2 separate regions of the Homo sapiens genome follow, and region 2 is linked to region 1. Evidence: chromatin loops called from intact Hi-C (ENCODE). Cell type or tissue: gastrocnemius medialis. All regions are shown on one strand. Each heading gives the region's core, and the rest is flanking DNA. Links, peaks and the distances in the headings are about the cores only.

What was found. Hi-C counts contacts between places; a loop is a spot of excess contacts. Peaks named below come from ENCODE experiments on the same cell type or tissue, not always from the same donor. Only the 100,000 strongest peaks of a DNase experiment are listed, where the experiment ranks them.
Region 2: it touches region 1 in a loop (10-fold over the local background); 2 of 110 quality-filtered maps call a loop at or near these places.

Annotation. Positions count from the first base shown.
Region 1 is chrX:84,498,184-84,506,427 of GRCh38, reverse strand. It overlaps HDX (highly divergent homeobox), which reads left to right and starts at 3,975. Exons shown (of 11, transcript NM_001177479.2): 1 at 3,975-4,086. RefSeq lists a silencer at 3,802-3,951. In gastrocnemius medialis, for the core only: no CTCF peak of the experiment used is centred there; DNase peaks (open chromatin) are centred at 3,927 and 4,547; H3K4me3 peaks cover 1,132 bases; H3K27ac peaks cover 1,568 bases.
Region 2 is chrX:85,000,496-85,008,739 of GRCh38, reverse strand. It overlaps APOOL (apolipoprotein O like), which reads right to left and starts at 4,863. Exons shown (of 9, transcript NM_198450.6): 1 at 4,813-4,863. The coding sequence starts at 4,827. In gastrocnemius medialis, for the core only: no CTCF peak of the experiment used is centred there; a DNase peak (open chromatin) is centred at 4,929; H3K4me3 peaks cover 2,311 bases; H3K27ac peaks cover 1,829 bases.

The DNA of each region.
Region 1 (8,244 bases), core at 3,544-6,043:
GAACATGTTTTTTTCCCCCAATGAAGAATGGGAGAGCAGTAAATTGGTTATCTTTTATTAGTGGTACCCCAACCTAGATTCAGCTCCACCAGACTAAACCAAATCTTAAAATACCAAACTCACTTTTTTCTTTAAGGCATTTTCCTGACTAACTTCCTTCTGACATAATCCAAAAATCGGTAAATTTTGTGTTGAAATCAACTTTAGCAGTCACTCAATATAGATAATCCTTCAACGTTGCTGACTGATGGTCACTGAAACATTCCCAGTGATTGAGGCCTTTTGACTTTACAAAACAGTCTCTATCATTTTTGAACACTTGAATTTTAAGCTGAGACTTTTTTTTCCCATCAGTTATCCATTTTGGCCTTGGTAGTGCCCTCTGGAAAACCACAACATAAGTCACATTTGTCTTTGCTCAGCAGTCTTTCAAATATTTGAAGGTAGTTATATATTCTTGAGATCTTCTCCTCTTTAAGCTAAGCATCCTCAGCTCCTGGAGACTTGCCTCAAATCATGTATTTTTTAGATGCCTCATCATCCTGGTTTTTCTTCTCTAAATGCAGCTATTTGTGAATGTTTATTTTAAAATAAGGATAATCAACAGAAGAGACCAAGTGTGGTCTGACTAGGGTAGAGACTAGTAGAACCCTTAACTCTCTTGATTCAGATAATAACTTTTTATTAATGTAGTTTAAGTATGAATTATCTTGTTTAACAGCTTTGTTATACCAGTTCATATTGAATTTACAGAATTTTTAGATGAACTTCCCAACTTAGGTGTTTATTGCCCTTCCTGTACTTATGCAACTGATTTTTGTAAACCTAGAATCAAGACTTACTGTTTATCCATGTCAAACTTCATTTTATTGCATTTGTTTGTTGAGTCTTTTGAGATCTTTGAAATCTTGGTTAATATCCATGGTTTAATTATTCTACTTAGATACTTTTTACTTACAAGTTCAATAAACATGCTTTTAATTGATATATTGTGAACAGGACAGGTACCGGTATCTTAGGCATGTATTGAAAACATCTCTCATCCCTGAATACCTATTACTGCACTACACAATCTATGCTCTCCCCTATCTATTCATTCAACAAAGACCCATTGAGTGCCTACTTAATGCTAGGTACCACTACAACTCTAGGTACTGGAGATATAACAGTAATAAGAGAGGCAACTTCCTACCCCCTTGAACTTTTCATTCTGTTGGGGAAAGGCAAAATAACTAACCAACAAAACTAATAATGTATTTTTCCATAGTGATATGAGAAAAATTAAGCACAGCAAGAAGATACAGGAGACAGATAATTGTGGTGGTGGTGGGGCAATGCTATTTTAAATTGATTGGTCCATGAAGTCCCATCTGAGAAGGTAACATTTTAGCAGACAGCCTGAATTATGTGAAGTATGCTATGTGAAGATCTGGGGAAAGAGTTTCCCAAGAAATAATAGCAAATGCAAAGTCTCTGAAGAGGAAATAGGCATTCCAGAGAGAAAACAGATAACCAAAAAGACCAGAGTAGCTACAGCATAATGAGCCAGGGCAGGAACAAATGGTGGGAAATACACCATAGAAAGGACTTGGGACTTTATTGTTAATGTAATGAGATGCATTTGGAGGGCTTTAAATCAGGTAGTGATATGGTCTGATTCAAACTTTATAAAGAATATTTTGACTGATGTTAAGAGAAACTTTTGAAGAAGGACAAGAGTGGAAGAAAATAAACGATGTAAGATGCTTTTGCAGTATTTCAAACTAGAAGTTACAGTGACTTTAGTGTAACGGTGATAGAGGAGGTACAGAGTATTCAGATTTGGGGCCTAATTTGAAGGTACAGTCTTCAAACATACTAGTGGCTTAGCTACAGAGTGAGAGGGGAAAAGAGGAAGGAAAAATTGGATTAATTTAATTGCCTCTATTTGTACTGTGATTTCATACAAGTCTTCTTGTGTCTTTGCATTATAAACCCTTCAAGGGTAGGGACTCTGATCCTTTTTCTCATATCACTTCAGTTTCAGGTAATTCATAAACGTAATTTATGAATACGTTAATCAATTATCAATAGGCTTTTTCTGAATCCTCCACTTTACCCATATAATTCCTTCTTTGAAAGTCTCATATTTCATCATTTTTAACACCCTAATCTAGGGGTGTGTCACCTAGAAGCTGGGTTAGCATTACAACTGTCTAACTGGTCTCTCTCACTCCAGCCTATCGCAATGTTACTGAAAATGCAAATTAATGACTTGAAAAATGTGCTTTCAGTCATTCATTCAATACGTACTTACTTATTTGTCTACTTTGTATTTAGAGGCTTTCTAGATTTGAGGGATATAATAATAAACAAAACAGACAAAAATCCCTGCCTTCATAGAGCTTACATTTGCAATAACTAAATATATAAAATACATTTAATAATAATAAATACTATGAAGAAAAATGAAACAGAAAAAAGGGTATAGAGAGTGTTAAGGATATCACAATTTTAAATAGGAAAACCTCTTTAAAGAGGTTGCATTTGAGCAAAGATTTCAATCAAGTGATGGAGTAAGTCATATAAAGATCAGACAGTACAACAGTACAGGGTCACTGCTGTGGACATGAGCTTGACTTGTTTGAGAAATAGAAGATTAATATATTTGTGAATTAGTGGCTGAGTGACAGGAGGTGAGGTCAGAAAGATGGCGGAGGCCAGATCATTTAGGGCTTTGAGGACATGGTAAGAAATCTGCATTTTATTGTATATGTGAAAGGAAACCATTGAACAATCTGAAGTTGAGCATAATCTGGCTTTTGTTTTAAAAAATCACCTAAACTCCTCTGTAGATAATTGACTATAGAGGATTGAGGTCACATGCTTTATGGCTTTTGGTGGCTTTTAATCAAATAAAAGTTATCTGCCTATTTTCAAAGGCTTTTATTATTAGCCAATTCCATCTACCACTAGTCCTCAGCATATGCCCTCTATTTGTCAAGCTGATTTCATCATGGGCTTCCTCACATCATATGAATTTATACGTCTCTACCTTTGCCTATCTTTCCCCTTTAAGACGGTGACTTCCATCTGCTCTTATCCACCATTCAAGAACCATCTCAAGTTTTAATTACATAAAATGCTTCCCTGACTTTTCACCTCACTGATGTCTCCAATAATTAAATAATGTAGCTCTTGTCTGTAGTTAATGACTGAGCACATGATCATGTACTTTATTTTATTGTTGTGAATATTTACTGTGTGCTAATCTTGTCTTCCAAACGATGTTGCAAGTTCTATGATAGCAGAGAATCAATGAATTCTATATCTCTCATGGCATCCAGCAAATCTGGGAAGTATATCAAGTGACTGTTAAATGATGTAACATGTGGCTTGACTTCTTTTCTGGAATGGTATAATGGTGATCACCCAAGAAGCTTCTGCCAGAATAGGAATTGAGGTTGGATGAATAAAAACCATAGTTTCTTTCCTCAGTCATCAGAGCCAACCAGTCACGTATAATAGTACACTTGCTTTTACTGTAAAATTCTAAAGGCTCGATGGACACCTTATTGATTTTAGTAAAACTGAATATTTACCTGTCAATCGAACACTGACCACAAAGGACTGTATTTCCTTATGCTATCATTTGATTTTGGCAGCATGTAACAATTTTGTTAAAACCCAATGTCAAGTTGGAAGGCCAGGCAGCACCTGCTCAAATGGCTGGCATGTAACTACTATAGTCACAGGGATGCTCGGTGTTCACAGCTATTCAGGAAGGTATAGAGAGCCCTGGCCGTAGATGTAGCTGATTTGTGTGAGGAAGAGGCAGTCCAGTTGCAGGCAGCCATCTCTCTTCCCCCCTCCCAACTCTTGGGTTCTGGGCTGAGGCCAGGGACTGTCCTGAGCTGATCGCAGGCTCCCATTGGCCGCTGTCTTTTGTGACGTCACGATCATGATGAGAATTGATGATCGGACACGCTGATTTCATTGTCTGAAGCGGCACTGGAGACCCAGGAAAAATCTCGCTGAATCCGCCTGCCCCAGCAGCGGCCTGATCTGGGTTCCGCTGATTCCTTTCGTAACCGCACCACACCCGAGGTAAGCACTCAACACTAAGTGGGTGAGAAGGGCGAAGGAGGGAGGGCAAAGCACCGGGATAATGCTTTTCCTAGTTTGGGGCGAGGTTGGGGGTGGGGGGGTCCATAGGTTCCGTGGCCTAAACAGGCAGACAAAAAACTGGTGCGGATCCTAGGGAGCCAAGTGCCTCTATCCTCCTAGCGAAGGCTGGCGGCTGAGTGAGATTAGAAACGAGCTGCGGATAGGGATACAATGGGGATTGCCAGAGAGCGAAGGACCTTGCTCGGAGAGAGAGCGATGTTTGGGACGCGCTTCTGGACGGGTAGTAGGAGGAAGTGGCGCCTCTGCCTCCGAAGAAAGGAGGGGATTGAATTCTACCACTTCTAGATTTCACTGGACAGTAGATTTCTCACAGCCCTACTCAAAGGCACTGAGAGCGTAGCGCCTGCGCATTAGCACCTTGGTGGGGGCGGGGTGGGTCACTGTGAGGAGAATAGGCGTGGAGTTTGCACAGGCGCTGTTTCGGTTTCACTGGAAGAGGTGGGGCTGAGCCATTTCTGTGCTGAATTTGGAAAGTAGAGACCCAGGGAACATCCCAGGCCTTGTGATGTTTCAAGCACCAGTTGATGGGGAGAGATCTGCCATTTAGTTTAAACTGGCCTACTGAGTAAATCCAGCTTCAAAATGAGCCTTATAAATTTGAGAAGGCACATTCTAAATTTCCAGATATTAGATGTTGAATAACGGAATGAACTCTAGAAGAATTTGTGAAATAGAAGTTTATCAGATAAGAAACTGTTTGGAAAAATAAACACTAATTATTCAAATGAATCTAACTTTTAATCTTAAAGGAGCTCTGATTTGAGGTGACAATGATTTTGAACCTTAAATTCTTTGGAAAGACTCAGAATGAAGTCCATTGTGGAGGCTCAGAGTAAGAAATTTTCCTTTCTTGCCTTTTTCTCTTCTTGGGACAATCTCTTATAAATATTTAGTCTCCATATCAAGTTTGGTGCTGAGTCCATCTTCTTCCTCTGTGTCTCTGCTAGAATCACTGAAGTCAAATATTATTTTGAGAAGCCCTTTCCCGCACCCCTTCATTGGGAAGGCTGTTATATTACTTATATTAAGGCTTTTATTACTCAGCAGTTGTGGGGAACAATGAAGAACAACCTGCCTGTCTATTATTGATGAATAGATTGTACAGTATTGTTATTAATTGCCCTCCACAGTCTGATCATAGACTCCTGACAATTTTACAGAGGAATCTGGATTTTTCTCTATTTCTCATAGTTAAGGGATTATCAAGTACTGGTAAATTTTCCTTTGAAAGCCTTCTCACACGTTCCTCCTTTACAATCTAAATTCTCATCAGCACCCATGTAGTCACTGTAGGAGCTTCCTAGGCAGTCTTCACCTGTGCCCCAAATCCTTAGTGGTCTGTGAACACTTCTTTCAACAAATCACTTTCTTTAACCAACATATTCTTGGCCCCTTATTTTCTATTGTTTCAAGCCTAATTCCACCCGAATTTTAAAGAACTTCATAATCTGGCCTCATTGTAATGCAGGAGCCTTATTTTCCTTTATTCTTCAGGGCACAACTCTCTTTAATGTTCAGTTAGTGAGAACAATCTACCTTTATATCTTTGCTCCTTATACCATTACTGTCCCCTCCACGTAGGATGTCCTCCTTCTACATAATTCACATCTTACCCACTTTGGAAACTCAACTCAAATTCCACCCCTCCACAAGTGCCTTCCAAATTAATCTAATGCAAGTGTTACTGACCTCACTTTTCCTAGAATTCCCACGTCAATTATTGTCTTTGTTAGTTGCTTGTAGGCTGCTTTGTATTGTCTCCTTTGTTATTGTTGTTGTTGTTGTTGTTGTGTGTGTGTGTGTGTGTGTGTGTGTTAGACTGGAATCCTCAAATGGATTTTAAACCCTTCCTTAAGGGTTGGGACCATGACATCCATTTCTTTATTATCTGCCCATAGCACCTAACTGAATAATCAAAATAGCTGTAGCTATATATGTTCTTTTTTTTTCCCCTAGAAAACAATTTCCTGGGAAATGAAGCAGTATTTTTATAGAGAGAACTGTATACATGTGAAAGCTTATTCATCGTTGGTCAGGCAAGAGACCCTCCAATGACTAAATAAACCTGAATTTAAGTCAGAGGAAAGAAATTACACAGATCTCTATTTACTGGGTGGCCTTCAAATATATCATGTCCTCATAAACAAGATCAAGGGAGGGAACACTATCCCAGAAGAGGTTCTGTCTGTAATCTTCTCAGTTTGAAAAATACTAAATAAAGAGGTATTCCACTGTTCTATACTTCTCTTTGGTGACATTGTATCATGTATCTTTAAAAATACACAAATTACTCACTTTTTATTACATTTTATCTACAATTGCTATCTTATATTGATTATTCCTGATAGTTTTCATGTGTACATCTCTTGAATCAGAGATGACCTTTGTGATGGTTGTTACAATTGCTATTATATATTGGTTGTCACTTTCCTATCCTTCAGGCTTCAAATTGCATTCTTCTGCAGAGCTCGTTTTACTTGAATGACAGTGTGATTATGGTTTCATACAGAGGTTTTTCACATATTTCACTTTGGCTCCTGCCTCACTTTGAGGTACCATCCCAATATCACATAAAAGTTTTTGACTTAGAAACATAGATTAAAAGCAGTCTGAAGGGTGTTTTAACCTGTAAATTAGAACATCATTATTGTAGATAATTGTAAGTGAACCATGAATGTTATTCATTGTAAGGGAAAATCCTTTGACCTTTTCTCTGATTACCTATATTATATGAAACTCCTCAAAGCTGTTTTAGCTTATAGCCAGCTTTCATAGTAATTGAGACTTTCCTAGACATTTACACATAGACCAATAGAGAAAACTGATCAAACTTAAGCAACTCTGGATAGAATGTGGTGCTTAGAAATATGCTGTTAAGTTTAGAGAGCCCAAAATAAAATATGAAAAAAACTGAGTGTGACATGCGTTTTTTAAGGCTTGTTTTACAATTTCTATCTGGGAGGATGACATTGGGTTTTCTCATTTAAGTTGTAGAGTTTAAGTTGGGAGAGATTTTATAGTGATAAGCCAATCCCCTTATTTTACAAGTAAAGAATCTGAAGCCCAAAGAAGTGAGGTACTTTACTAGCATTAATAAACACTAATATTTATTAAGCACTTAGTGCCAGGCATTGTGCTAAAAACTTTATATATCTTATTACATTTAAACATCACAAAATCTATATGAAAGAGTGTATAGTATTATTTCCCATTTTACAAATGAGAAAACATATTTCAAAGCAGTTGATTTTCCCAGGACCACACAGCTACTATACGTCACAGTCAAGACCCAATCACGGGTTTGACTTCTAATCACCAAGTTATGCTTGACTAAGGTCAATATAATGAACTTTTGGCAGAGCTTTAGCTAGGATCTAAATCTCTGGAATCTGAGATGTGTGTGTGTGTGTGTGTGTGTGTGTGTGTGTGTGTGTGTGTGCATACATTCCATAAACACCATATTACTTCTACAAAGTTAGAGATTTGTAAGATTACCCAAATAAATGGTGTATACCTACATTTGTTTTAGATATTTTATTAAAACACACTCTCTCAGTCTTGATTGAAAAAATATAGCATGAAAATTTGCATAAAATACATTTTAAAAACATTTATTTCCTTCTGCTTTTAAAATTGTATCATACTTCCAGAGGGAATTATATTTTTATAGTGTAATCTCCAACAGAATAAATAAAATTTGAATTGTTGATTTTTATTTTATTGTGGAGTCAGTGAGCTAAAACTGAAATTGGTGGTTTCTTAATATACTTGTATTGAGTACACTATATCTAGGTACACTAGTTTGGGAGCAAATATCGATAATTCTAGAGATATATTATGCATAAGAAGGGAGCTTGAGACACTGGCATATTCAGAAGCTATCACTGATATCCTAATACCTTTCCATTCTGCATAAAATTTTAAGGAAATAAGTTGAAACCTGTCTGTCCAAATGAGGTCATTCTTGTGCCAACTAGTGGCAAAATTGCCTGGATTAAACCAGAGATCTAGGTATAAGGCAACTGGATACATGAAATTATACTGTTAGTCAATTAAATGCTTCACCTTACATCTTCC
Region 2 (8,244 bases), core at 3,693-6,192, 500 kb before region 1:
GCCAAAGTAGGTGTACAACCAAAGCAAATGAAATCAGCAATTGCAAAGATATCTGCACTCCCATATTCACTGCAGTATTATTCACAACAGCCAAAACATGAAAACAACCTAAGTGTCTAATCGAAGTGTCTGCCAACAGATCAACGGATGAAGAAACTGTGGTATACACACACACACACACACACACACACACACACACACACAACGGGTTATCATTCAACCATAAAAAAAAGAAAGAAATCCTGTCATTTACAACAACATGGATAACCCTCAAGGGTATTATGCTGAGTGAAGTAAGTCAGACAGAGAAAGACAAACTGCCTGATTTTATTTGTACGTGGAATTTTGAGAAGTTGAACTCACTGAACTAGAGAATAGAATGCTGGTTCCCACAGGCAAAGGTAAAGGAAAGGCGAGAGGTTGGGAGGTTGGCCAAAGGGCACAAACTTTCAATGACAGGTAAGTTCAAGGGATATAATACACAGCATGGTGAAGTGATACATATAAACTAATTTGATTCTGGTAATCATTCCACAAAATATATGTATATCAAATCATCACACTGCACACCTTAAAATCAAACCATTTTATTTATCAGTTATACCTCAATAAAGCTGGGGAAAAAAAGAAAAAAAAATACATAAACCCAGAGGGTCTTATAGCTACCTATTCCCTGGGGACATCTTGAATTTACCATTCCCTAGAACGTCTTAATAGCTAAAATCATAAATTCAGCAAGTTTTTCTCTGAGTGCAACCTCCTATCATTACAGTTTCGATTTCCTTACTGATCTATTTCAGTTCTTACAGGTAAAGTTACCTACCTTAGAAGACTTTTAGTGAGAATTAAATGAAATAATGAGTATCAACAGCTTAGCGCAGTACCTGATACACAGTAAGTCCTCAATAAATCATAGACAAATTTTGATTTTAAGTATGCATTAAAAACAAATTATCTGCCAATACCCAAATTGTCTTCAAACTCACTCTCAACCTCTGGCATTAAATGAAACTTGGCTTTTATTTGACACTACTATTATACATTCCTCCCAATCCACTTAATTGAAGGCCAGACCCCCAGGAATTCCCCGATTCCAGAAGACCCGAGAGATCAGCACAGTCCTTGCTTCTCAAGCACCATGATCTCCACAAATCTTAGCCATTTCTAACACAGTTACCCTACTTTGCAATTATTAGAAATCGTTTCACCTTCAAGATCCTAAATGCTTGAAATTTCCCTCATTAAAATAGAATGCTCTTTCAACTCTCCTACTCTTTTTGAACTAGTTCTTCTTTCTCACTATGGCCATAAATCTTCTAGTACCCTAGTCCATCACTTCAATCTTCTTCTTTGTCTCCTTATCCACAGTGGATGACTATTTGGATAAATTCCCTAGATCTTCTATCATTCTCACTTTGACAACACTCAGCATTGGAGCAACCCCACTGTCTCCTCTTCCCCTCCTATGCTGTGAGCACTGCTGGAGAAAGTCACTACTAGAGCCAACATTAGCCAGGCCCTCACTTCTCAGCAATTATTAATATTTTATTCAATGTCTACTGATACTTTACTGAATTTCCTAAAGCACCTTTTCCAAGCCTATCCCATTCTTAAACTCCTAAAGGCATATTTTCCTCTCAGCAGATGACCTTCCACCCAGAAGATACAGACCTCCAATGTGAGCTCCCTCCTCTACCTCCTCCGTTCTTCAAAATCACTTGGTATCTTCACCTTCTATCTCGACCAACTCTGGCCTTTGAAGCAAAGTGTGTCTCCTCTTTGCAAGGTTAATCCCTCCACTTGTTCTCTTGATTTTACCACTTTCTTACAAAGTATGGTTAAGAGTCCAGGTTCAGGACTCATACCATGTGATTTCAGATCCAGCTCTACCACTTTACTCCTGTGTGACCTTGGAGTTACTTGACCTTTTTAAGCTTCTGTTTCCCTACCTGTAAAAAGTGATTAATATAAATTCCTACTCATAGGGCCAATGTGAAACATAAATGAGAGAATCCACATAAAGTGCTTAGCAAAATTCCTAGCACGTAGTCAATATTCAATAACACAATAGCTGTAAATACTATTATCTTTCCCTCTAGATACCTCCTGGTACATTTTCCCTTGTCTCCAAAGTAGCTCAAGTCTTCTGTCTCCTGTTTTGTTTTTAGTTTTTTTTTTTTTTAATTAAAAGACACCTTTTCTGGAATTTGCTACCCTCATTCCAAGATTTTGTTCCTTCTTTTCACCACCAAACTTCTCTAAAGAGTAATGTATAACTCCTTTCCAGAGGAAGCAAGGAGGAGTGGAAAGACTTTGGAGATAAATATACTGTTTGAACCTAGTTCTTCCACTTAGTGGTTGTATGACCTGGAGCAAGCAGTTTTTCTAAGCCTCCGTTTTTCCATCTGTAAAATGGATATATTACCCATTTCTTAGGGTCATCAAGAGGATTAAACTAAAATAATATATGTAAATCATCTGGCCAAAGTGGGTGCTAAATGAATGCCAGTTCTCCATCCCTTATTCTTTTCTTAACCCCATACAATCTTGGTTGTTCCTCTACCACTCTATTTATCTCTTTAGCTCACTTCAGCTCTTATTAGCATGGTTTTGAATAATCTGACTTCTCTAAACCTTAATTTTCATGTGTAAAATGGTAATAATACCCACCACATAAAGTTGTCTTGAGAATTAGTGAATTAACACATGTAACGTGTTTTAGCATAGTGCCTGGCCTGGAGTAAGCACTTAATAAATGATAACAGCAGCAACTTATTAATGGTGAAATCAAAGGACTGTTCAACTCTCTTCTTCTCAATGAAAACACACTATTCTGGTTTGCTTTTTGCCACTGACCATTCCTTCTGTCTCTGCACCTTCTCCATGAAGCCTCTTTTTACTCTCTTCAAACCAAGTGTGAGCTCTCTCCTTTTGAGCGTCAGAGCACTTTGTACTTCTCTTCAGGTAAGAAACTCCCCTTACTCTGAATCACAGTCATTTGTGTTATATGTGTTATATCTCCACCACTTAATCTCTTCTGTCCTCATTGCCTGGCACTTTATTCATGTAGAACATGTTGACTACCTAATATACATCAGACCTGTGCTAGGTACTACGGATACAAAGGTTAATATAATTACTGTCTTCAAGGAGCTTATAGTTTAGGTAGCTAGAACAGACAAGTAAGTAGTCTATATGTGCAGTGGAATAAATGCTTGGTTAAGAGTGTGCCCAGAGTCCTCTGGGAGCACAAACAAGAGTTATTAAAATAGACTGGCGAGGACCGGGCGTGGTGGCTCACGCCTGTAATCCCAGTACTTTGGGAGGCCCGGGGGGGGGGGGGGGTGAATCACGAGGTCAGGAGTTCGAGACCAGCGTGACCAACATGGTGAAACCCCGTCTCTACTAAAAAATAAAAATAAAAAAATTTAGCCGGGCATGGTTGGCATGCGCCTGTAGTCCCAGCTACTCAGGAGACTGAGGCAGGAGAATCGCCTGAACCCGGGAGGTGGAGGTTGCAGTGAGCTGAGATCGCGCCACTGCACTCAAGCCTGGGAGACAGAGAGAGACTCCGTCTCAAAAATAAAAAATAAAATAAAATAAAATAGACTGGGGAGATCAAGGACACTATTAAACAAGGCATTTTTGTGTTTTGCATATGGGGAGGCTGTACACAAATAGCTGCTGAATGAATGAATGAACTATAAATACAACTAGATAAGCATGGGAAAAGGCACTTTAGGCCCAGAGAAAGAGCACGTAAAAAAGCATGGCGGGGTCAAGCAAGCAGCTCAGTATCGACAGGAGGAGGGTTCCTGAGTGACAAGAGATGAGGCTGGAAAGTCTAGGTAAAATCAGATGTTCTAGACATAAGAGTATGGCCTGACCCCAGAGGGGAGATGATGACATGCCCATAAAATTTTTTAAATGCGGGGGGAGGCAAAAATCAAATTTGCATTTTGGTAGATGTACTCTGGCAACACAGAGGAAAACAGATTACATGAGAGCCAGGCTTGAGGTGGCAAGTTCAGGTAGGAGGTTGTTCAAATAACTCAGATGAAGTATGAGAACCAGAACTGTAGACGCTGCCGACTTAAAACTTCAGCGGAACTGAATTATTCATACTGTATCTCCTGCAAGCCTAACAGAATATTTTACAATTAAAACCCGCTACGTAAATATCTGTAGACTACCATTATTAAACACTACTTAGGGAACTGCAGCAAGCTGCCAGCTGAGTCACTCACTGTACACGGACTCCCAAGTAAAGGCACCTTTCCCAAGCGTAAAACTCGAAAGGAACAGGTTATTCGAGCACAGAAAGCAACAACACTATGTGTAAACCAGCGCACTGCTGAAAGACTATGGGACCTCTCTATCCTGGTCAGTTTCACCCCAAATGTTTCAACAAAGTCCTTCCATAGGGTCATGTGGCCTTGCCCTGTGCGCCGAGACAAATGCCAAGTTTATATATATATTTTTCTCTTTATTGCAGCTGAAGACCGAAACGTCTACTGCGGCTCGTCGCCTGGCCAGCCATTTTCACCCAGCCGTTTCCCAGTTTTGTACTGTGCCACTGTGTAAATCGACAACCACAGGGGATTGAGGGAGCAGCGTCCCAGGCTGATAAAACCCTAATGGGGAAAGGCAGGTGTCTTGAGGCTTCAAACGATAAAGATTGCAATTATCTCAAAACCCACCTCCACCCTGCCCCTTGTTTCAGGGCTCCTTCAGAAGTTAGTAGGATCCCTTTTACAGTTACCGGGATGCTATCGGCACCCACAGAAATTAAGCAAGTTGGTTTTCGCTTACCCTGATGGCCGCCATGTCTACAACCCTTTCGGCCAAGGTTTTCAGACGGAGAGCAGAGAGGGACAAATCAGTTCGACTAGGCTTCCCTTAGGACAGCCCCACCCCGTTACGCCCCTTGCCTGCCAGTTACCGCCTTTTCTCCGCCCTCCTCCAGCCGCCTTGGCAACTGCTGCGGTTTCGGTCAGCTGTCTTCTGGAGAAACTGTTCACCCCTGTGGTTGACCCTCCCGGTCCCAGATAAAGCCTTCCAGAACATTATCAATAGTCCAGTTGGGAGTTATTTTCCTGGGTGCAGAACTTTTAATTATTTTGTTTCGGGCATATGTGATATGTCCAGATAAGGACTTAATACCCAAATGTAGCTGCTTTAATAATTAATTATATAGTAAGAAAAACAACTTATTACCTCTGCGAAACATGGGTAAGTTCATTCATTCTAAAACTAAGTCACGGAGAGCATACTCTGTGCCGGGCAGTTGTTCGGGGCATAGACAAAACATAGTGGCTTCCTCACAGAGCTTATGATTACAGGAGTAAAAGAGACAAATGAGGCCGGCGCGGTGGCTCACGCCTGTAATCCTGGCACTTTGGGAGGCCGAGACGGGCGGATCACGAGGTCAGGAGATCGAGACCATCCTGGCTAACACGGTGAAACTCCGTCTCTACTAAAAGTACAAAAAAAATTAGCCGGGCGTAGTAGCGGGCGCCTGCAGTCCCAGCTACTCGGGAGGCTGAGGCAGGAGACTGGCGTGAACCCGGGAGGCGGAGCTTGCAGTAAGCGGAGATCGCGCCACTGCACTTCAGCCTGGGCGACAGAGCGAGACTCCGTCTCAAAAAAATAAATAAATAAATAAAAATAAATAATAAATTTTAAAAAAGAGACAAATGCTATGAAGGAAAATAAAACAGTATGGGAATGAGGTGGGAGTTTACTGGTTTATATCAATGAGAGAAAGACTCTGATAAGCTCATTTGATAAAAGTCCTGGAGGAATTTAGAGAAGAGGGTTGCATACGGAAGGAACAGCAATGAAAAAGTCCAGTGAGGCTGGAGCAATAATTTCAGAGGTAGCGAAGTAACACAGTGTAGGGGCTTTCGTGCCGCCAAAATAAATTTGGATTTTATGCTGAATAAGATGGGAAATCATTGGAGGATTTTGAGCAAAGGTGTGATGTGATCTAATTTACATTTTTAAAGGATGATTTTGGTGCTATCAGGAGAATATACTAAGGGTATATTGCAATATTCACAACAGGAGCAAGGTCTGCTGTAGGCCTCCCTGAAGGATTCTGAGGAAAGAAGATGCTCATAATATGCCCATTAACAGTCCCAATATTAATTCATGTATTCATTCATTCAATCAACAAATATTTATTATGTGCAAACTATATACTAGGCATTAGTTGATACCTATCACATTTCATACCCAAAACAGATCCTTTTTAACAGAACTGTCCTGTAAATGACAAAATTATTTTAAGAAATAATGATGAAATGAAACTAATAATACTGGCTACAAAAGAAACATTGAGTGACTATTTTCTTTTATTGAACTTAATATAAACATATACATACATATATATGCCAATATAAAAATAAAATGCAAAATAAATAGTACAGAACCAAAAAAGGAAAAAAATGGATCAAGGTGTTTTAATTGCATTAATGTATTTTTCAAAGGAAAAATACTTATATCTACATAGTGGTCTGCCACAGGAATGAATAATAATATTACAGTTTCTGTTTTTGAGCCTTAACCTCTGTGTATTTGTCAATAATTTCATCCAAATTTAACATTTCTGCATATTAAATAAATGGTATACCTAGATTTGTCAAGCTAACTTTGTTCATAACTGATTGATGCACACTTTTTATTGATTTTAATATCAGTCAGGTTTATTTCACAATAATCAACAGGCAAATAAGAAAAGTCTTAAAATTGTGAATAAGCTTAGAATAAATTTATAACAATCTTATTTCCCAAAAATTTCAGGAATTTCAATAACACCCATGTTTTGTTGTTGTAGTTGTTGTTGTTGCTTCTTTTCCAACTTTAACTTTTATTTTGGGTTTGGGTACATGTGCCGGTTTGTTATACAGGAAAATTGCATGTCAAGTGGGTTTGACATACAGATTATTTCCTCACCCAGGTAATAAGCATAGCACTTGATAGGTAGTTTTTCAATCCTCACATTCCTTCCACCTTCCACCGTCAAGTAGGCCCCAGTGTCTATTGTTTCCATCTTTATGTCTATGCATACTCACCATTTAGTTCCCACTTATAAGTCAGAACCTGCAGTATTTGGTTTTCTGTTCCTGCACTAGTTCACTGAGGATAATGGCTTCCAGCTCCACCCATGGTGCTGCCAAGGATATGATCTTATTCTTTTTTATGTTTTTGATGGCTGCATAGTATTCCATGGTATATATGTATCACATTTTCTTTATCCAGTCTACTGTTGATGGGCATTTAGGTTGAGTCAATGTCTTTGCTAGTGAGAATAGTGCTGTAATGAGCAGACCCATGCATGTGTCTTTATAGTAGAATGACTTATATTCCTTTGGGTATATACCCAATAATGGACTCCCTATTCAATAAATGGTGCTGGGAAAACTGGTGAGCCATAGGCAGAAGACTGAAACTGGACCCCTTCCTTATACTATAATAAAAAATTAACTCAAGATAGATTAAAGACTTAAATGTAAAACTCAAAACTATAAAAACCCTGAAAGACAACCTAGGCAATGCCATTCTGGACACAGGAACTAGCAAAGATTTCATGACAAAGACACCAAAATCATTGCAACAAAAGCAAAAACTGACAAATGGGATCTAATTAAACTAAAGAGCTTCTGCACAGCAAAAGAAACCATCAATAAACAGATAGCCTACAGAATGGGAGAAAATAATATCCAGCTTCTGTAAGGAATTTAAACAAATTTACAAGAAAATCAAACAACCCCATTAAAAAGTGGGCAAAGGACATGAACAGACACTTCTCAAAAGGAGATATACATGCGGCCAACAAGCATATGAAAAAAAGTTAAATATCAGTGATCATTAGAGAAATGTAAATCAAAATCACAATGAGATACCATCTCACACCAGTCAGAATGGCTATTATTAAAAAGTCAAAAAAATAACAGATGCTGGTGAGGTTGCAGAGAAAAGGGAACACTAATACACTGTTGGTGGGAGTGTAAATTAGTTCAACGATTATAGAAAGCAGTGTGGCAATTCCTCAAAGAGCTAGAAACAGAAATACCATTCAACTGAGCAATCCCATTACCGAGTAAATACACAAAAGAATGTAAATGGTTCTATCATGAAGACACATACACACATATGTTTATTGCAGCACTATTCCCAATAACAGACATGGAATCAACGTAAATGCCCAATCACTATAGACTGGGTAAAGAAAATGTGGTA